2 separate regions of the Mus musculus genome follow, and region 1 is linked to region 2. The links are chromatin loops, found by intact Hi-C in ENCODE. Cell type or tissue: heart. All regions are shown on one strand. Links, peaks and the distances in the headings refer to the core of each region. The heading gives the core; the rest is flanking DNA.

What was found. Hi-C counts contacts between places; a loop is a spot of excess contacts. Peaks named below come from ENCODE experiments on the same cell type or tissue, not always from the same donor. Only the 100,000 strongest peaks of a DNase experiment are listed, where the experiment ranks them.
Region 1: a loop joins it to region 2, with 8 times the contacts of the local background. A loop is called at or near these places in 14 of 42 quality-filtered maps.

What each region holds. Positions count from the first base shown.
Region 1 is chr4:133,508,886-133,519,244 of GRCm38, forward strand. Gm42323 (predicted gene, 42323) reads right to left here. Exons shown (of 3, transcript NM_001378703.1): 1 at 10,215-10,359; 2 at 9,304-9,376; 3 at 3,989-5,167. The coding sequence ends at 5,039. Kdf1 (keratinocyte differentiation factor 1) reads left to right here and starts at 10,078. Exons shown (of 4, transcript NM_133707.2): 1 at 10,078-10,167. In heart, for the core only: a CTCF peak has its summit at 4,337 (motif pointing left); a DNase peak (open chromatin) is centred at 4,316.
Region 2 is chr4:133,419,585-133,429,943 of GRCm38, forward strand. It overlaps Slc9a1 (solute carrier family 9 (sodium/hydrogen exchanger), member 1), which reads left to right. Exons shown (of 12, transcript NM_016981.3): 7 at 341-411; 8 at 518-691; 9 at 921-1,035; 10 at 1,202-1,303; 11 at 1,918-1,990; 12 at 2,403-4,118. The coding sequence ends at 2,743. Among named protein-coding and RNA genes, the nearest start is that of 1700091J24Rik, 10 kb to the right of the region's middle. In heart, for the core only: CTCF peaks have their summits at 3,667 (motif pointing right), 3,869 and 4,727 (motif pointing right); DNase peaks (open chromatin) are centred at 2,597, 3,177, 3,747 and 4,727; H3K27ac peaks cover 333 bases.

The DNA of each region.
Region 1 (10,359 bases), core at 2,460-7,459, 89 kb after region 2:
CCAGCAAGACAAACCATGTCTGGCCTTATAAGCCTTTCTGTTGCCCGGGGCTCTCAAACTTCACTCTGTCCTCGCCAACTATCATGGCTGCTGGGATCCATACCCACAATCCCTCTGTGTGTCCCCTAATTACTCTTCTTATCTTTTCTTACATGTACCCTGTAAGGACCCAGCATCAATAAGACACAACTCTGGTCCTTTGGCCAGCGATACTGGATCGGCTTCTACATTCTAGACCCTGCCATCTGCCTGAAGTGCTTCGACAGGCAGTTGGTGACGGTGCCAGCCCACAGCTCTACCCCTGCCATCTGCTTTTGGGTCTGGCATTTGCTGCCTCCTCGGAGACTGGCTGAGCCAGCTTTTCTTGACATCTGATGCTGATTCAGACTCTGTCGTGACAGGGGAGCAGAGACCATACTCCGTTCACTTCCCTCCATTTGGCTCCTTGCTTATGTGGCTACAGGCTTGCCATGGTAGCCATGGGTGATAGAAGACCCTGGGAAAGAATAAGACAAGGCTGGGAATTGTACCTAAGGGCTTCTGTTGGCTGGGGTAAAATGCTGTGTCTAGGAGCCCCTTGGTATACCCATGGGATTGGTCAGGCAAAATAACTCAGGGAAAACTTACTTTCTTTCTCTCTCTCTCTCTCCCTCTCTCTCTCTCCCCCTTCCTTCTTTCCTTTCTTTTGTTTTGTCTTTTTGTTGTTTTGTTATTTTTAATTATGCAGGGTCCTATTCTGTAGCCCTGGCTGCCTAGAATTTACTCTGTAAACCAGGCAGACCTCAAATTCCCAGCAATCTGACTGTCTCTACCTCCCAAGTGCGGGGACTGTAGGTGTGTGCATTTTTTTAAAAAGATTTATTATTATATCTAAGTACACTGTACTTAGGTGTGTGCATTTTTTTAAAGATTTATTATTATATCTAAGTACACTGTAGCTGTCTTCAGACACACCAGAAGAGGGCGTCAGATCTCATTACGGATGGTTGTGAGCCATCATGTGGTTGCTGGGATTTGAACTCAGGACCTTCGGAAGAGCAGTCAGTGATCTTAACCGTTGAGCCATCTCTCCAGCCCCCGGTTACAAGATTATTAAGAAAGCAGGACTGAGGCCAGGGAGACAGTTCAGTGGATAAAACACTCCTCATGCAAGCACGAAGCATGAATTTGAACCTTCAGAACGGATGGAAAGCGGAGTGTGTCAGAGGAAAATCAGAGCTGGGGGCTGGAAAGATGGCTCAGCAGTTAAGAGCACTGACTGCTCTTCCAAGAGGTCCAGAGTTTAATTCCCAGCAACCACATGGTGGCACACAGCCATCTATAATGGGGTCTGATGCCCTCTTCTGGTGTGTCTGAAGACAGCTACATTTTCTCATAGATAATAGTGTACACATATATACAATAAACAATTGTTTTTAAAGTAGGTTTTGAAAAAATGTAAGCCAACCAATTTGATCCCTAGCAACTATATAGACCAGGAGTCCACGTACACACTTGTAATCCCAGCACTCTAGAGATGGAGGGAAGCAGCTCAGAAGGTCAAGGTCATTCTCAGCTGCACAGTGACCTTGAAGGTCAGCCCGGGATATGCGAAACCTTGTATCTGCAAAGGAAGGTTGTATTAGCCACTTCTGTGATAAGACACCTTGACCAAAAGCCACTCATGGCAGGGAGACTCTATTCTAGAGTAAGGAGTTGCAGGGCAAGTCCACAGCCATAGTCAAGCATGGCAGAACACGGCAGGCATGGCATCTGGAGCAGGAAGCAGCACACTCACATCTTTTTTTGTGGCGGAAAGATGATGGGACAGGGTCTCCCTCTGAAGCCCTGGCTGACCTGGAACTCACTTTGTAGACCAGGCTGGCCTCAAAGTCTCGGAGATCCACCTGCCTCAGCTTCCCTAGTGTTGAAACTACAAATGTATACCACCATCCCCAGTTTTCATTTTTCTTCTTTAGAACTCTCACCTTTGTTGTGGTTGGTCTGCTGCTGCTCTGTATTCAAGTGCTAAATACTGGCCAGACCCCAAGATCTGGTTGCCCCCAGTGAGGGAGGAGATCCTCATGTATACCAAGTGATGCTATGTAACCTTGCTCCCCAAGTTAATTGGCCAATAAAAGGCTAAAGTCTGTGATTGGGCAATAGATAGTGAGAGGTAGGTGGGTTTTCAGTTACTGGATGGTGGGGGTCACAAGTAGAGAGGTGGAGAGATGGGGAAGAGAGGAGGAAGCCACCATGAGAGGAGATGGACCGTGAGCACACGGCCAGGAGAAACAGCAAGTAACTAGGAGCATATGGCTGAGATGTAAGTCAGAATAGCTCCAATCTGCCCAATCTGGGCTTACAGCTTGTGAATAAAATACCTGGATTGTGTGTCTGTTATGCAGGCTAGCGAGAACAGACCTTTTTCCTTGGCAGCTTCTGCCTGGCCTGCCTGGATGGACTGCACTGCCCTGCTTCTACCTTGCAAGTAAGTAAAAGAAGAACTAACTACTTCAGCACAAGCTCTGCAGGGTGGGGACAGTTGATCTGAGCGGCTGCTCGGTGACTCAGGAGAGGGCAGCATACACACAGGGCCGAAGGGCCAGCACAAAGCAGAGGGTGGGACACACCTCAGCATGCTACTGGAAACAGCACCTAACTTAAACGTATGGATTGACTGGAGAGATGGCTCCGTGGTTGAGGGGAGGTAGTGCCCTTGCAGAGAACTAGAGCTCAGTTCCCAGCACCTATGCTGGTTAGCGACTCAAAACCAGCGGTAAGTCAGGTTCTAGTGTATGCAGTGCTCTCTTCTAGACTCCACAGACACCTGCATTCACACATGCACACGCACACACACACACACAATTTAATTAAAAAAAAATCTCTAAAGCCCGGCGTGGTGGCGCATACCTTTGATCCCAGCACTCGGGAGACAGAGGCAGGCAGATTTCTGAGTTTGAGGCCAGCCTGGTCTACAAAGTGAGTTCCAGGACAGCCAGGGCTACACAGAGAAACCCTGTCTCAAAAACAACAACAACAACAAAAAATCTTTAAAAATGTTTTTTATTTTTTAGATTTTATTTAGGTGTTTGGTGTTTTGCTTACATACATGTACATCTGTGTACAGATGCCCAACAGAGGCCAGAAGAAGGCTTTGGAGTTACAGTTGTGAACAGTCATGTGGGCCCTGGGAATTAAACATGGGTCCTCTGAAACAGCAGCCAGTGCCCGTAACTACTAAACCATCTCTGCAGCCCTTAAAACTATTTATTTAGTTTTATGTGTATGCATGTTTTGCCCACACGTATGTATGTATTTGTTCCACATGTATGCATTGTGCCTGTGAAGGTTAAAATAAGGTACCAAGTTCCCTGGAATTGGAGTTATGAATATTTGTAAGCTGCCATGTGGGGTGCTGAGAACTGAACCCCAATCCTCTGCAAGAGCAACCAGTGCTCTGAACCACAGAATCATCGCTCCAGTCCCAACATTTAAAAAAAGTATATATAAAATAAAATACAACTCATGGAATGTTTATTTCTAGAATTTATTTTGGTTTTGTTTGTTTTGACTGTGTGTGTGTGTGTGTTTTATTTTCTGGGACACTTCTCATTATTTAACCCTGCCTGATCGGGAATGATGAAGACCAGACTGGGCTCAACCTGGCAGCAATCTGCCTGCTTCTGCCTCTTGGATGGATATTCTGGGATTCAAGTGTAAGGCACTACACTGGTCTTTGTTTCTGAAATGTCTCTGTAATGCCATAGTTGGCCACCGGTAACTGAAACTGTAGAAAATGAAGCCGTGGGGGTTGGTGAGATGGCTCAGTGGGTAAGAGCACCCGACTGCTCTTCCAAAGGTCAGGAGTTCAAATTCCAGCAACCACATGGTGGCTCACAACCATCCAATCACGAGATCTGACTCCCTCTTCTGGAGTGTCTGAAGACAGCTACAGTGTACTTACATATAATAAATAAATAAATAAATCTTTAAAAAAAAGAAATTAATTAAAAAAAAAGAAAGAAAATGAAGCCGTGATCAGGGAAAGGCTCCTGTGCCGCCACCCACTACTTTACAGATATTTCAGAGGCACGGAAAGGTTCTGTGGCCTAACCAAATTCACAAACCCAGTAAGTAATAGAGTTGTGCACAGTCCAAAGCCTCTGGCTTCCGAGTTCATCCTGTAAAAAAAAAAGTGCTATCTTAGCCGAAGCTGAGCCCCTCTTCTATGAAAAGTACATTAGTTCAAAGTCTATATTCACACAGCGTGTGGATTGGTGCGCACCCAGAATGCCAACTCAGAGTCCGTGAGCCAACTCTGGGCATTTCCACTGTTGTGTGCTGCCCCCTAGTGCTCCTATGGGAGAATACACCAAGGCAGGCAGCCCTCAAGCGAAGGATGCAGTGAGGCTAACAGAACCTGATTATGGCGCCCATCTACAGTCCCCTGAGCCCCAAAGTGGCTGTGTGTCAGTTTCAAAACAGCCATCCGTGTGTACAGTTGTAATGTGTGTGACTGCTTCACGACCCTGAAACCCAACAGGTCCAACCTAAGTTAATTTAACATCGTTACACCCCCAAGCTCTCTGTCCATCCAGTTGCAGGCGTCAAAGATCTAGATGATCTTTGATACACCTCTCTTCTTGCAGAAGACCACGGACCCAGAAGCCTGAAGTAGAGACCAGAGAAGGTGACTGGAAAAGTATAATCAAACATAGCAGAGCAACAATGGCAAAAACAGAGGACTGATGTCAAAGCTATCGGGCATAAGGTCAAGAGGTACTGCTTACAAAGCCAGGGCCAGGCTGTGACACGGGACAGGAGTGACCCGGTGGGTAGAGGGTGTCCCCAGCATGCTCTGGGCTTGGAGAAAGAAGAAAAGCCATTTCAGTGCTGGAGTGTAGAACGCTTACCTACCATGTGCAAGGCCCCGAGTTTTAGCGCTAATACCAGAAGAAGAAAAAAAAAAGCTTTTAACTAAAACAGAAAAATGTTTTCTGTTAGGGATGTAGCTCGATTGGTAGAGTGCTCACCGGCATGCATGAAGTCCTAGTTTCTATCCCAGCACAGGATAAATCAGGCAGGTCTTGGGGCTGGAGGGGAGGGAGGGGAACCAGGGGTTCAATGTCATCTTCAGGCAATTAGAGAGTTTGAGGCCAGCCTGGGTTATATAAGATTCTGTCTCCTAAACAAACAAACAAACAAACAAACAAACAAACAAACAAACAAACAAACTTGTAAAAACCACTCAAGGAGAAGGGGTGTTAACCTGGATCCTTCACCCCAGAAACCTGTTCCCCTCTCTGTCTTCTTGGACTCTAGGCCAGTGAGCTACTCTGTTGTGCTTTCAGAATGCCATCTTTTGTTTTGTTTGCTTTAACGAGAAGTGAAAATTGAGCATATTCTTGGCTGGGCATTGTGGGGTGGGGTGCACACCTTTAATCACAGCACTCGGGACTGGTCTACAGAGCAAGTTTCAGGACAGACAGAGCTACACAGAGAAACCTTGTCTCAAAAAACAAAACAAGGACTGAGATGGCTCAGAGGGTAAGAGCACTGAATGTTCTTCTGAAGGTCCTGAGTTCAAATCCCAGCAACCACATGGTGGCTCACAACCATCTGTAATGGGATCTGATGCCCTCTTCTGGTGCATCTGAAGTCAGCTACAGTGTACTTATGCATAAATAAATCTTTAAAAAACAAAAAAAAACAAAAATTGTACTTATTATTTTATTTTTGTTTGTTTATTCTCATTTTTTTATGTTTTTTGGCACAGGGTCCCATTGCATAGCTCAGGCTGGATTCAAACTCACCATGGAGCTAGAGATTCAAGTCTGCCCTCAGACTTGAAATCCCTGTCCCCAGCTTTCTGCATACCCGGCTTTTAAGTTATTTTGTCGTGTGTGTGTGTGTGTGTGTGTGTGTGTGTGTGTGTGGTGTGCATGTGTGTATGTGTGCGTGTTTGTGTGTGTAGTGTGGTGTGCATGTGTGTGTGTAGTGTGGTGTACATGTGTGTGTGTGGTGTGCATGTGTGTATGTGTGTGTGTTTGTGTGTGTAGTGTGGTGTGCATGTGTGTGTGTGTGTGTGTGTGTGTGTAGCGTGCTGGAGTGTAGAACTATATCACCTAGGAAACAGGCCTGTGTGCACACAGAGGCCAGAAGAGGAGATTTGAACTAAAGCACTCAGGCTTGTGCAACAAGTGCTGTCACCCTGATCCATCACCCTGGCCCCTTAAAACACTTTGAAGTATCACTTTAACTGCAATAACTCCATTTATAGTACTATACAACCTCTTTTCAAAAATGTTTTCATCACTCCAACAAGAACTGTGTACCTAGGAAGCCATGGCTATCCATGATCTCCAGTCTAGCACTGAGTCCACTCTTTTTGCCTCTGTGAATTTAACTAGTCTTAATATGTTACATACTCATTTTATTTTAGGCAGTACTGGGGATTGAAGTTAGGGCCTGATGCACCAAGGACAGACACTCTACCACTAAGCTATATACACAGACAGTAATATTTCCTATTTGTGAAAACATGCAGTCTTTTTCCTTTCTTATATGCCTTATTTCACTTAACATACATGTCTGCAAGGTTCGTCTATGGTGTGACATGGTGTAAAACAAAAAATGTCTTCCTTTTTATGGCTAAACAATATTTATATATATATATTGCTTACCCAGTCATCTCTCATTGAACTCTTGGGTTGTCTGGTAATGGTGAAAAATGTCACAATGAACAATGAACACTTGTGATAGTTAATCTCAATTGTCAGTTCGATAAGATCTAGAATCGCCTAGGAGACTGTGAGAGACCAGCTAGAGGTCAGGTTAACTGACATGGGAAGACCTGTCGTCCACCAAGGGCGACCCCATTCCCTGGCTGGGACCCTGACCGTGCATTCATTGCTCTCTGCTTCTGGTGGCTATGATGTGACCACCTGTCTCAGGCTGCTTCCATAGCTTCACTATGATGGGCCAAACCCTGGAACTTTAAGCCAAAATAAACCCTTTCTCTCACAAGTTGCTTTTCTCAGTCCCCTGCTTTGTGTTGTTTAAATCACAACAACAGGAAAACAAAACAAACACTCTGTGGGTGAAATGAGATCACACCCTGCTTGTCTGAGACAGAATCTCACTAAATAGCTGAGACTGACCATAAACCCATGATCCTCCTGCCTTAGCCTCCTGAGTATTGGGATTATAGGTATGTGCCCCCTACTCAGTTATCATTCTCATTTGAAAAAATATTGATTTACCTGGGTGTGGTGATGTCCACTTTGAATCCCAATACTTGGGAGGCAGAGGCAGGTAGGTCTCTGAGTGTTTGAGGATAGCCAGGATTACATAGCAAGACCCTGTCTCCGAACAACAGCAGTGACTGGAGAGATAGCTGAACTAAGAGCATACACTGTTCTTCCAGAGGACCTGAGTTTGATTCCCAGCACCCACATCAGGCAGCTCACCATTGCCCGTACCTCCAGCTCCAGGGGATTCTAACACATCTGGCTTCAGTGGGCACCTGCATTCACAAGAGACACAAAATTAAAAACAACTTAAAAGGTTTAAGCCACCACCACTAAAACTCACTCACCCATTGATTTATTCATTTAGGGGCTATGCCATGAAGCTCTTGTGGCAGTCCAAGGACAACTTCTATGGCTCTCTCCTTCAGTGATTGGAACTCAGGACATCAGGCTGCAAGCACCATCACCCACTGAACCATCTCATCTGCCCCACTGAGTCTTGTTTTTTGTTTTATGAAATAGGCTGGAGAAAATGAACTTGCTACTTTTTTATTTTTAGATCAAAGTAGCCCAAATAACAGCAATGTTGTATGATTCAGCCTAATATTGTGCCTAAACACATAGCAATTCTGGTTGGTTTTTGGACTACATGAGAAGGACCCCTATCATATGAACTCCTGGACTGGCCTTTCGTACTGTGTTCCACTAGCACAGTAAGCCATACTTCCGGCCTCCATTTGTTTCCTACGCTCTATAAAGTGCTTGAACTTTCTGCACTTCTGTATCTCCTGTCAGTGGTGTTTGTATTTCCTTTTTGAGGCCATCATGAACAATTGTTCTTGGTTGGTTGGTTGGTTGGTTGGTTTGGCTTTTCAGTCTCCTATAGCCCAGGATGGCTTTGAACTCCTGATCTTCCTGCCTCCACCGTCCAAGTGCTGGGATGACAGACGGTGGCAGCACACCTTGCTGAAGAGTTTCTTTTCTTTCTCTCTTTTTTTCCTTCGGTTTTTGAAACAGGGTATCTCTGGGTAGCCATGGCTGTCCAGGAACTCATCCTGTAGACCAGCCTGACCTCGAACTCACAGAGATCCATTTGTCTCTGCCTCCTGAGTGCCAGGATTAAAGGTGTGCACACCTGGCTGAACGGGTCTCTACCAGTCCCGTACACGGCATTGCAAGAGCGTCTCACGAATGTGCCCTAGAACAGGCCTTGCTAGGCTTAGAGTTTGCAGAAGTGCCACTGTACACAAGGTGGCTCATTTTCTGAATTCCAAAGGGGAATATGGTGTACCCCTTGTCCATCCTTGCCCCAGAAGGAAGTGTGATAGACTGTGGGAAGTTCTGCCACTGGGCCTTTGCTGGGAACTTGCCACAGGGATCTCTCCCAAACCTGTCATTTCCATGTGTGACCTTCTTTGTCCTCCCCAGTTGACAGAGGTACCTTTTAAAATTGTTTGTTTGTTTACTTATTTATTTACTTATTTATTTATTTATTGGTTTTTTTTGAGACAGGGTTTCTCTGTGTATCCCTGGCTGTCCTGGAACTCACTTTGTAGACCAGGCTGGCCTCAAACTCAGAAATCTGCCTGCCTCTGCCTCCCAAGTGCTGGGATTAAAGGTGTGTGCCACCATGCCCCTCATGGTTTTTTTTGTTTGTTTGTTTGTTTTTTTGAGATGGGGTCTCTCTACATAGTCCTGCCAATCCTGGAACTCACTCTGTAGACCAGGCTGGCCTGGAACTCACAGAGGTCCACCTTACTGCCTCCAAAGAGCTGGGATTAAAGGCATGTGCCACCACATCTGGCTAGAGAGGTCTATATCTACAGAGGGGACACTGGAAAATGGAAAGTGACTTGCTCCCATGTCAAACAGTTCAAAAAGAGCAAGAAAGACATCAGGGACTATGTTGGCTGTGGAGGCGCATGCCTGTGATCCCAGCACTCCATAGATAAGAGGAGCAAGTCTTCAAGGGCAGCCTTGGCTACATAGGGAGCTAGAGGCCAGCCTGGGGTACATGAGACTTTGTCTCAGAAAACTTGAACAATCTACGGCTGCACCCCTGGGAACATACCTGATCTAGGCTGATCTTGACTCGAAGCAGGACAGGATATGGCTGGTCTTCCCAGGATCTTGTATTGGAAGACCTAGGTAAGAGGAGCTGAAGAGAGAGTTCTGCCTCAGAGAGCACTGGCTGCTCTTCAAAGTTCCAAGGTCCCCAGTTCGACTCTCAAGTGCTCACATAACAGCTCACAACCCTCTGTAACTCCAGTTCCAGGGCATCCCATGCCCTCCTCTGCTCCCTTACCTGTGGGCACAAGGCACGCAAGTGGTGCATGGATGTACAAGCAGGCAAGACATTCATACATATAAAAACATTTAATGTAAAAAAAGAGAAACCTAAATAAGTGAATATGTAGACAGACAGATAGATAGACAAGAGATCATTGCCTAGCTATTCAAACAGTGAAGAATATTTACTAAGCAGTTGGTATGTGCCAGGCGCTGTACTAGGGAAACAAGACCAGACCTTACCCTCAAGGTCAGAGGCTAAAAGGAGGAGACAAAAGACAGGAAAGCAACAGTCTGCTGGGAACTATAATAAAGAGTCCAGAGAACTGTTCCACATGACAGAGCTAGGGACTCAGGGGCCCGGACGGCTTCCCAGGAGGCATGCATGCCCTTTAAGTAGGAGCTTTGCGGCCCGGTAGGCGCCCCATGGGCTCTCCGATACTTCCAGGACACTGGACTATAGAGCAGAGAGGGGACCTAAGCACTGTTGCCCGATGATGGCCCCTCTCAGGGCCTCACTCTCCTGGCTGGGCCGGAGCTGGGCGGGGCCTCGGCCAGGTGCGCGGCGGCGCTCGGCGGAGGCAGGAAGTGTGTCCCCAGCGGCGCCCCGTGCCGCGCTCCCGCGAGACGCTTACCTGCGACCCAGGTGAGTGCCGAGGGGGGCGGGGGAAGGGCCGAGCGGAGGCGGCTCACCTGGCTGGGCAGGTAAGGCCGGCGCGGGTCCGCGGGGGCGCGGGGCGGTGCAGCCCCGGGTGGGTGACCCTGGAGGCCGCGCCTGGACGGCGGCGGGGCGCGGGCCCTGCTCCTCGGGCCCCGACGTCCACTTCCGGGGTGCGCG
Region 2 (10,359 bases), core at 2,578-7,577:
GGAGCCGAGGCAGAGCTGGGCCTTAAGCCCGCCTTCCCTTATCTCAGTGCCAGGTTGTCTTGGCCCCTTGGGCCCCCTTCCAGGCTCTAGCTGAAGGGACAGTGTGGTGTGAGCGCTTGGGAGCCCAGGAGGCTCTGTCATTAGGTTCAAGTGGGTTCTGAGAAGGGGACTCACCAGAGTGTGGCCTGGGCTTCAGGAGGAGTAACGGGAAGGCGCCACCTCCTGGCTCTTCCTGGAACTGTAGGGGGCAGGCTAAGCGGAGCCATAGTTGGGGAAAAGGTGGGTGGAGTGGGGAAGGAGGCCAGCAGTAAGGCTTGACCTGGCCCTGGGCCCATTTCAGTTCCTGGACCACCTTCTGACAGGCATCGAGGACATCTGTGGTCATTATGGCCACCATCACTGGAAGGACAAGTAGGTGAAGGTCTGGTGGGCAGGAGGGTGGGAAGGACATTTAAGGGTCCTTGGGGAACGTCCTCGTGCCTAGGAACTAGCCCCCTCCGTCTCCCTCGTCCCACAGGCTCAACCGTTTTAATAAGAAGTATGTGAAGAAGTGCCTGATAGCAGGAGAGCGCTCCAAAGAGCCCCAGCTCATTGCCTTCTACCACAAGATGGAGATGAAGCAGGCCATTGAGCTGGTGGAGAGCGGAGGCATGGGCAAGATCCCATCTGCTGTCTCCACTGTCTCTATGCAGTGAGTACCACTGGCAGATCTGGGCAGCATCTCTACCCCATGCTAGCTCCCTCAGCCTAGCCTGAGATGGACTCCAGGGCTACGCTGTTGCCTAGCTGGTCAAGTTGGGCTTGAGGTCCTTGCGGCCATTCTAAGGACTTGGGACATTGGCAACCCACCCCTGGGCTTTTGACCCCAGCATGGCCTTGTGCTGTCAAAGAGAGACCTAACCTGTGTTCTGTTGTCCCAGGAACATCCACCCCAAGGCTGTGACTTCAGACCGCATCTTGCCAGCACTGTCCAAGGACAAGGAGGAAGAGATCCGCAAAATCTTGAGGAGCAATCTGCAGAAAACCCGGCAACGGGTGAGGTCCCGTCTCAGCCTGGCCCTCCTTAGCTTCTCTCCTGTGTGCACCCTCGGCACCTCCTCCGCCCTTCTCCTGCCTCCCACACCGCCAGAGCCTCTCTGGCTCTGGCCTCCCAGCCTGGATTCTGAGCCCTCTCCTGCTCTGATGGCTGTTCCCCCCTCAGCTGCGGTCCTATAACAGACACACGCTGGTGGCCGACCCCTACGAGGAAGCCTGGAACCAGATGCTGCTCCGGAGGCAGAAGGCCCGGCAGCTGGAGCAGAAGGTGCGTTGCCGGGCTCTGTCCAGCTCCTCTTCGGGCACGCACCGAGCTACTTTAGAAACAGACAGGGAGGTTTGTTAACGGGGTAAGAGTTTGGGCTTTATCCTAGAGGAGTGACTGTCGGGGAAAGAGAAAGGAGTGAGCGTGAGGGACACAGGAAGGGACACTAGTAAGACGTGGTGACTGGGTTACCAGTTTGAAGTGGGGCCACTGGGGAGGTAGAGGTCCAGCGTGGCCAAGAAGGAGCACCGTGTGCTGAAAAGCAAGGCGCTGAGCTCAGTCTCGGTGCGCTGGGTTTGCGACACCCAGGGTGCACAGGACTTAGGTATGCTGCCTGGGTTGGTTTTTGTTTTTATTGTTATTGTTCTATTTTTGTTTTAATCTGAAACCTTGGGGATCAGGTGTGGGGTGGAGGCAAAGCTAGAGAAGAATCGATGTGTCTGAGATTCTCAGAAAGCTAGCACGGCTTTCTGGGAGCCTGGGACAAGGCCCTGGAAGGCCCTGAAGCGCCGGTGTGGGTGGCCAGCACACTCTCAGTGAGAGCCTGCTGCCTGCGTGTCTGGCAGAGGACTTCTGCCAGCCCACCGTCCACTCAACCTGTCCTCTCTCTCTGTCAGATCACCAACTACCTGACAGTACCGGCCCACAAGCTGGACTCGCCCACCCTGTCTCGGGCCCGCATAGGCTCAGGTAAAGAGCTAAAGAAGGGCCCTCAGGCGGGACAGGCCTCAGAGAGGCAACGGGAAGTTAGTTTTTCCCCAGGAGCTTCATTTGTATCTAGAGGGCTGGGTGTGTTAACAGAGAGGGCAGCATAGCCTACCTGTCAAACCCGGGCACAAAGGGACTGCCTGGGTTCAGGATGGGGACTGTGATGGAGCTGTGACACAGAGCACCATGGCAGGGATGGAGAGGCAGTGGGAGTCCTTGTCCAGGGGGAAGAGCATCTGGTAACAGAGCGGTCACTCAGGAAACTGTGGATCCCAGAGACATGATTGCCTTCATTGGAAGGTCTGAGGGACACTAGCACAGGCTGAGGGCTGTTGAGGTGTGGCCATCCCATCAGGGCTCAGGGACAGAACCTGTCTATGCTCTCAATCCACAGACCCACTGGCCTATGAACCCAAGGCAGACCTGCCTGTCATCACCATTGACCCGGCCTCCCCACAGTCCCCTGAGTCTGTGGACCTGGTGAACGAGGAGTTGAAGGGCAAGGTCCTAGGGCTAAACCGGGGTCCCAGGGTGACTCCGGAGGAGGAGGAGGAAGATGAGGACGGCATCATCATGATTCGGAGCAAGGAGCCCTCATCCCCAGGCACCGACGACGTCTTCACCCCTGGATCAAGTGACAGCCCCAGCTCCCAGAGAATACAACGCTGCCTCAGTGACCCAGGCCCCCACCCTGAGCCTGGGGAGGGAGAGCCTTTCATCCCCAAAGGACAGTAGAGCCAGGCTAGTGGGTGTCCCACAGACTCTCCCACGAGAGTGGGGGCTGGGCGCTCCTCTTGTCTCCTGACCTGGATTGGCTCTGCCCCCTTCCTCCGCATGGCAGCTGGGCCCACAGCCCCCACTGCAGCACGGCTTGCCCCTGCCTCCTGGGAAGGGTCCTCTCCTACAGAACTGCCTTCCCAATCCATCCATTTGGCGGACGGCTGGGCTGCTGAGGCAGGCCCCGCCCCATCTCTAGATCCAGGCTCTCCCATAGTGGAACCAGGGCTCCTCAAGGCCCTCCTTCCCTCCAGCCCCTCCTCATCCAGACCAACTCTCCATCCTTGATCATCATTTCTAACCAAAGAGCCACTGGCTCCACTGTGGTCCCAGCAGGAAAGGAGGGAGCTGAGCCTTCCGTGGCCGTGACTGGGCCCCTGTATCAGAGGACAGCAGGCCTGTGGCTGGGAAACAGACCCGTGACCCATAGCAGAGCTGCCCACGGCAGCGCCACGGTTCTCCCGCTAGCCTCGGTGCTCTGGCCACCACCCGAGCTGTCCTTACTCAGAGCTGCGGGCTGAGGGCGTCTCTGAGCTTCTCTGCTGGGCGCTGGGGCACATTCGACAGTGACATGATTGGGGTGATGAGGACCACTGGGCCTTAGTGGGGCTTACACGGGAGGGACTGTCCGAGGCGCTGGAAAGTGTCCTCTACTTACACTTGGCTTATTTGCACCTCACTGTAAGTATGATTCTGTTTGCACAGAGGCACTCTTGTTTTCAGACCCTTTGAGTCCCCCATGCCAGTCAGAGCTCTGCCCTTTCCCCCTCGTCCTTCCTCGTGTCTAACACCGTCCCTTAAATGGAACCTCTGCTGCTGGGGGCCCTTGCCCACAGCACCGATTCTGATGTGGCCCAACCTGTCATGACTCAAGCTCACCAGCAGGGGGCCTCCTGGTACCTCCTTTGCTCTTGGGCCTGCTTTTACTTCTGTTGGCCAGTTCTACCACCACCCCTTATCTGGACCACTCTCTTTCCTGCATTCTGTAGAGTAGAAAGTACTGGACCCCCTAGAGGCCTTTGCTCACAGGCACACACTCCCTACCGCCACCATGGCTGGGGCCAAGCCCATGGGTATCTGCCCAACCCCTGGGCACTCCCTCCCCAGGATCGTGCAATAATAGTCAGAGGGTCCCTCCCAGGGGATGGGGCCATGGGTGCATGGCCCAGCTGTCTCCTCTCCATGCAAGTGCTGTTTTGGGCAGGAGTTGCCAGGCAGGGTGACATCGACAACCATGTACAAAGCCACCGCAGCTGCTGCCGCTCTGCCGCCTGTACAAAGGAAACTGAACCTTTTTCATATTCTAATAAATCAATGTGAGTTTTTGATAAGAGTCCAGGGCTGCTTCCTGGGCCTGGGGGACTTCAGGAAGGAGGGCGTCAGAGGAACTCAACTCAAAGACTGAAACAGAAACATTGTTACCACCAGCTGCTGTGTGGTCCAGTGTGCAGATGCTGGAGTTACACTGTGATATGTCTCTCCATGTGCTGGGGCCGCAGCTTGGTGCTAAAAAGCCTCGGTGGTCACACAGTCGGAAAACCCCTAGTTTGTGAATGGTGAGCATAGTAGGCAGGTGCTGTCAGGAAGACTCCTGACTATGGCATGCCCAACTGCCACCTGCAGAGGCCAGTCGGAGAAGGGATCAGATACATCCAAATATAACAGTCCTAACACGTGCAGGCCTGAGAAAGCCCACTATGGGACATCCCTCCTTTGGAATTCCTCCATTTTCCTTAATTAGGTCGATGTTTAATGAGCCAGCGTGTCTGACTCAGTAACGTAGGAGGGAAGGACAAACCTTGTAGTTTATGGTTGGGGGTCTAAGGGCAGTACAAAGTCTCTAAGCTGTGTCCTCACCTGGGAATTAGAGACTTCCCTGTTGGAAGAAGGGGTCCCTGTATAAAGAAGAGATGGGAACTGAGGTGCAATTCCAGTACCAGACCACCAGAGGGCAGTGAAGTCTCAGTACTGTCTAAGAGGCTCTGCCCAGCCTGGGACCTGGACTCAGAGCTGACTTGTCTTAGGATATCTGAATTGGGCCATGGCAAAAGAATTATAGGCGAGAACCACACTGTGCATTCCTGTATTGATGTCCCAGCAGGAAACAGCTGGAACACTCAAAGGGTATGGGCAATGTTGGATGAGGACCAGTGACCCCTACTCCTCAGCAAGAGCACAGGGCTTCTGCCCAGTCCCCCTCGGAGGCAGAAGTAGGAGGGTTCTTTGGGGCCAACCTGGGGGTTCCATGGGCGCTCTATCTCAAAGATAGCAATAATAAAAAGCTTTAGAGCTGAAAGGGTGAAGGCTGTGCCTCTGGAAGGTGTTGTCCCACCATGGCTGTGGCCACAGATAATGGCACTGCTCCCTGTGGGTTAGAATTTTCATTCAGATTTTCCTGACTGGGATGGCTCAGTGGTTAACCACTGCACACACATGCACATAACTGCATACAGGCATTTACATATACATACAATAAAATAATTCTTGCCTGATTCCAACCCGTCTTTCTGCCTGTCCCCGTTGAATAGGAGGGCTTAGTTTCCTTCTGATAACCCAACCAGATTGTCCTGTAGCCGATGCCCTTGACCCTCTTCCTGCCTTTTGGGGAAACCACATACAGAATCCAGCATGACCACAAATCGAGGGACTAAAAGCAGAGCTCAGGGCCTAACACTTGCAACAGCAGGCGCTTCACCTGCGGAGCCCTCTCCTTTTAAAGCCTCCTGACTAGTTAGTGTGCGTGCTTGGGTTCAGAGGCCCAGCATTCAGTGAGAGCTGACCTAGGGGGGTGCTGCTGTAGGCTCAGTGCCGGGGAGGCAGAGATGACGGCAGGAGCCCGCCCGGGGCCTTGCTAGGCAGCCATTTCAGCCGAGTCAGCAAGCTCTGCTCAGCAAGAGTCCCTCTCCCAGAAAGTGGACATGGGGGAGCGAGATGCGGTGGGGCTCACCCTTAACCCCAGCACTTGGGAGGCAGAGGCAGGAGGACCTGAGTGTAAGGCCAGCCTGGTCTACACAGTGAGTTCTAGGACAGCCAGAGTGAGACCCTAATAGTGAAGAATGGTGAGAATCTAACTAATAACGAAAAGCAGAATACTGGTGACGGCTTAGTGGTAAGGGCATTTGTCACCAAGCCTGATGGCTTGAGTTTGATCCATGGGGCTCACATGGTGGAAGAAGAAATTTGATTTTCTTTCTTTTTATTTATTCACTTTACATTCTGCTCACTGTCCCCCACCCCCACCCCCAATTCCACAACCCTATCCCTGTCCTCCCTCTCCTTCTCCTCTTTAGCAGGTGGGGGCCCCCTGGGCATACCCCCACCCTGGCACATCTCTGTGAGGCTAGGTTCATCCTCTCCCACTGAGGCCAGACCAGGCAGCCCAGCTAGAACATATCTACCTACCTACGTACAGGCAACAGCTTTTGGGATTGCCCGCACTTCAGTTGTTCAGGACCCACATGAAGACCAAACTGCACATCTGCTACATATGAGCAGGGAGGCCTAGGTCCAGCCTGTGTGTGTATGTGTGTGCTCTTTGGTAGTTCAGTCTCTGAGAGCCCCAGGGGTCCAGGTTAGTTGACTGTGTTGGTCTTCCTGTGGAATTTCAGTCCCCTTGGGGGACCTAATCCTTCTACCGATTCTTCCAAAGGAGTCCCTGAGCTCCATCCACTGTTTGGCTGTGGTCTCTGCATCCATCTGAGTCAGCTGCTGGGGTGGGGGTGGGGGGGGCTCTCAAAGGACAGCCGTGCTAGGCTCCTGTCTACAAGTATAACAGAGGATCATTAATAGTGTCAGGGATTGGTGCTTGCCCATGGGATGGGTCTCAAGTTGGGCCAGTGACTGGTTGGCCGTTCCCTCAGTCTCCGCTCCATCCCCCCTCCCTGCAGTTCTTGTAAATTGTGGGTTGAAAGTTTTGTGGGTGGGTTGGTGTCCCTATCGCTCCACTGGGGTTCCTGCCTGGCTACAGGAAGTGGCCTCTTCAGGTTCCATGTCCCCAGTGCTGTGAGTCACAGCTAAGGTCACCCCCATTGAGAACTGATTTCCTAACAAGTAGTCCTCTGTTGTGTTCCAGAGCCCAGCATCCACACGAAGAGCTGGCCCAGAAGTGTGCTACTGTAATCTCGCTGAAGGGAGGTCAAGACAGGAAGATCAGGAAATGTGTCCTGTGGCATGCATGTGCACGCACACACAAGGATGTACTAACTATAATTTTAAAAATCTGAATAAATATCAATATGAAGATAAGCTTTAAGGGACTGCAGAGATGGCTCCGCAGTTAAGACCACTGGCTGCTCTTCAAGAGGACCAGGGTTCAATTCCCAGAGCCCACATAGCAGCTCACAACTGTCTGTAACTCCAGGTCCAGGGGTTCCATCAGACATAGATGCAGGCAAAACACCAATGAACATCAAATAAAGATAAATCTTTTTTTTTTTTAATTAAAAAAGAAGCATAAAATTTGAAGGTGATAAAAAGGTGATAAGGAAACCACCCAGTGTGAGCCTCTGGCCTCCTTGCACACACCCATATTTAATACGGACACACAGACACACAGAAAGTTTTTTAAAAGGTAGGGAGATTAGCCTGAATATCGTCTGAAATACCTTTGTAATTAATATAATCACCAAGTTGTTTTGTTTTGTTTTAAGAATTATTTTTTGGGCTGGTGAGAGGGCTCAGTGGCTAAGAGCACTGACTGTTCTTCCGGAGGTCATAAGTTTAAAAGCCGGCAACCACATGGTGGCTCACAACCGTCCATAATCAGAAACAAATAAAGAACCTATGGGCCAGAGCAAGACCTCTGAAGTCAGTGCTCATAGCCACTGCGCCATCTCTCCAGCCCCCATCACCAAGGGTTCTGCACGCTGGGCAGGAGGATGTTATAGATATGGCTCAATTAAGTGTTCTTCCTTTTCTTGCAGAAGACCAGAGAGGTTGGTTCACAGCACCCATACCGGTACCCCCAACCCCAGGGATGTTGACACTGTTTTCTAGCCTCAGGCACCTAAGTACATGTGCATATACATAATGCTGCCCCCTCACACACACACACACACACACACACACACTCAGGTGTGAGCCGGAGAGAATCGCTGCAGCAGTGAGTGTGGCCCCAGGAGAATTTGAAGCAGCTGCTCGTGCAGTTTCCTGTGCTTTCTGGGCTTGTCCAGACCTGACGTCGCAGTTGCTGTTTAATCCTAGAGTGCCAGCATGTGTGTCCGGTTTTATGAGAAGGTCAGATACTCTCTGGTCAGTTCTGGTTGCTGAGGTCTCGTGGTGTCCCACAGTCAGGCATTTGGCCCCCATCGTGTCCAGTGTGAGCCAAGTCACTGCCATGGTTTAATACAGCACCCGGAGGGTCTGTAGTACCACGAATCTAGTATTGGAGCTTGTCCACCCAGCATCTCTCTGTGCCATGGCCTCGTCTCACTCCTGCTCGCGTGTCTGGGCAGCATCCTCCGCTGCCAGCACCTGCTTGGGGCCTCTCTTCCCCAAGACTCCTCAAGTCACATTGTTATAGAGTTCATAGAAATGGCTTCAGGGGCACAGGTGGATGTGGTGTGTACTGAACCCCAAATCTCAAGTCCCATGAAGTCTCACCCTTTGCCTTTTTCTTTAACGAAGGTCATGTAACACATTTGGCCACCTGCCTCTCCTCTCAGAGGCAAGATCTTGACAGGCCCTGGACCACTGGGTCCCCCAGAAGCCTCACTGACATGACCGCCCCCGAATTTTTTGGTGAGACTTGCTCTCCTTCTTTTATTGATTTTTTTTTTACTAGTTATACTGTGTTTTTATTTACGTTGCATGCATGGGTGTGTGTGCGTGTGGAGGTCAGAGGACAACTTGCGGGAGTCAGTTCTCTCCTTCCACCGTGTAGGTCCTAAGGATCAAACTCAGTCAGCCATCCCTCTGGCCCACTCCCTTTTGCAAACATTCCTAATGTAGACACAACATCCCACTCACCGGGCCCTGAAGCGGAAACTTCTGGTTTCTTTGGAAAGTCGGTTACGTCAAATGATGCTTTGCTGGGCCCACAGGTGAAAGGATGATTTGCTAAAGACGACAGGAAAGAATGGTGTCCTGAAGCAGACACAGGTGAAAGGATGTTTTGTTGATGAAGCAGATGTGTGAAGTCATGTTTTGCTGAAGCAGACACAGGTGACAGTGTAGTGCCAGGGAAATGTCAGTGATGTCCCAAAACATAGACAGGAGCCAATCTGATGCAGCTCACAGCAGGGTCTTCATTCTATTCGAGCTAGCTCGGGCCCCTGCAACACAACACTGTCAGGAAGGACAGTTTTGGTGGTGGTGGAGCCTCGAATGTCTATCAGGGCAAACTTTATAGTAAGCAGCAAGCAGGGAGTACATGTGCAAGCATCTAATTGGAAAGCTGCTGCGGCCTTTACCATAATTGGCTGGAGCTGGGAGTCAGATCATAAACTTCTGTTCCCCTCTGCACTGGTGGTCGATAGGCAGGGGTGGACTTGTAACCTGGGGTGCAGGTTTGTTGGGGGAATAACCTGGAGGGGCTGGTCTTATTGAGGGTGTAACCTGGAAACACTGGTTTTGTTGGTGATTAGCCTAGAGAGTGGAGCTAGGCTCCGGTTCTAGGCAACTTGGAAACTAATGCTAGGTACCAGCCTGTTAGTTTACCTGAGCTCAAAGTTAGGTCACTTTCTCGAAAATGGAGTCTGAACTTAAAAGATTTGGCCTCATAAAAGAAAATTTTGCTAAAGCAGACATGTAAAAGGATGCATGGTGTTAAGGAATATAAATATAACTCAACAGGCAGTGGACAACACTGGATGGTATTGGTACACCTTGCCCTTCCTCACTGGTCACTGTTTGTCGTGACTTCGTAGAAAGAAACGCACCAAAAACTGGTGGTGTCCTGGCAGCTTCTTGCTGCTTCCTTGGACTTGGGGACAGAGTGAAGTGGAAGTTTCTGGATATGTCTGATACAGACACCTGTGGAGTTTTGCTAAGAGGGACTCATGTGGTGTTTTGCTGAGGCAAGATTGGTGGGAGGACATGTGACATAGGACTCATGGACAGCAACTGCTAGCTTTGCAGCGTTTCTCTGGTCTCCCATCTTCACTGATCACTCCTGCTGACTCCTGCGGATCTGGCGGAGGGCTGGCTGTTTCTGCTGAATCAAGCTACCACTGCTGACTCAAGTTTGCTGTCCTGACATGACTGAACTGAACTCCTGGTATCCTGACAATTGAAGATTGAAATTGCCCCCCAAGGAACTACCGCTAAACAGCAGAGCCTCTTGGCTTCTTCTGGATCGAGTTGCCAAAGCTGATTTGTGCTCAACTGCTGATTTCCTGATGATGCAGATTGGGTTTGCTCCAAAGAACTGTTTCTAAACAAGTCCACGTATCCCGTATCCTAGTAACCTTTCTTTTTCACTATCTCAGGTGGGTAGTGAGCTAGAAGGGAGGTTAAAGTATTTAAGAATCCTTATTAAAAGTAGGTTTTGAAAAAAATCTGAGCCTACAGGGCCCATTGCCATCATGTCAGTAAAGTGATGGGCTAGCCTGATGCTTAGAACTTTGTCATGATAA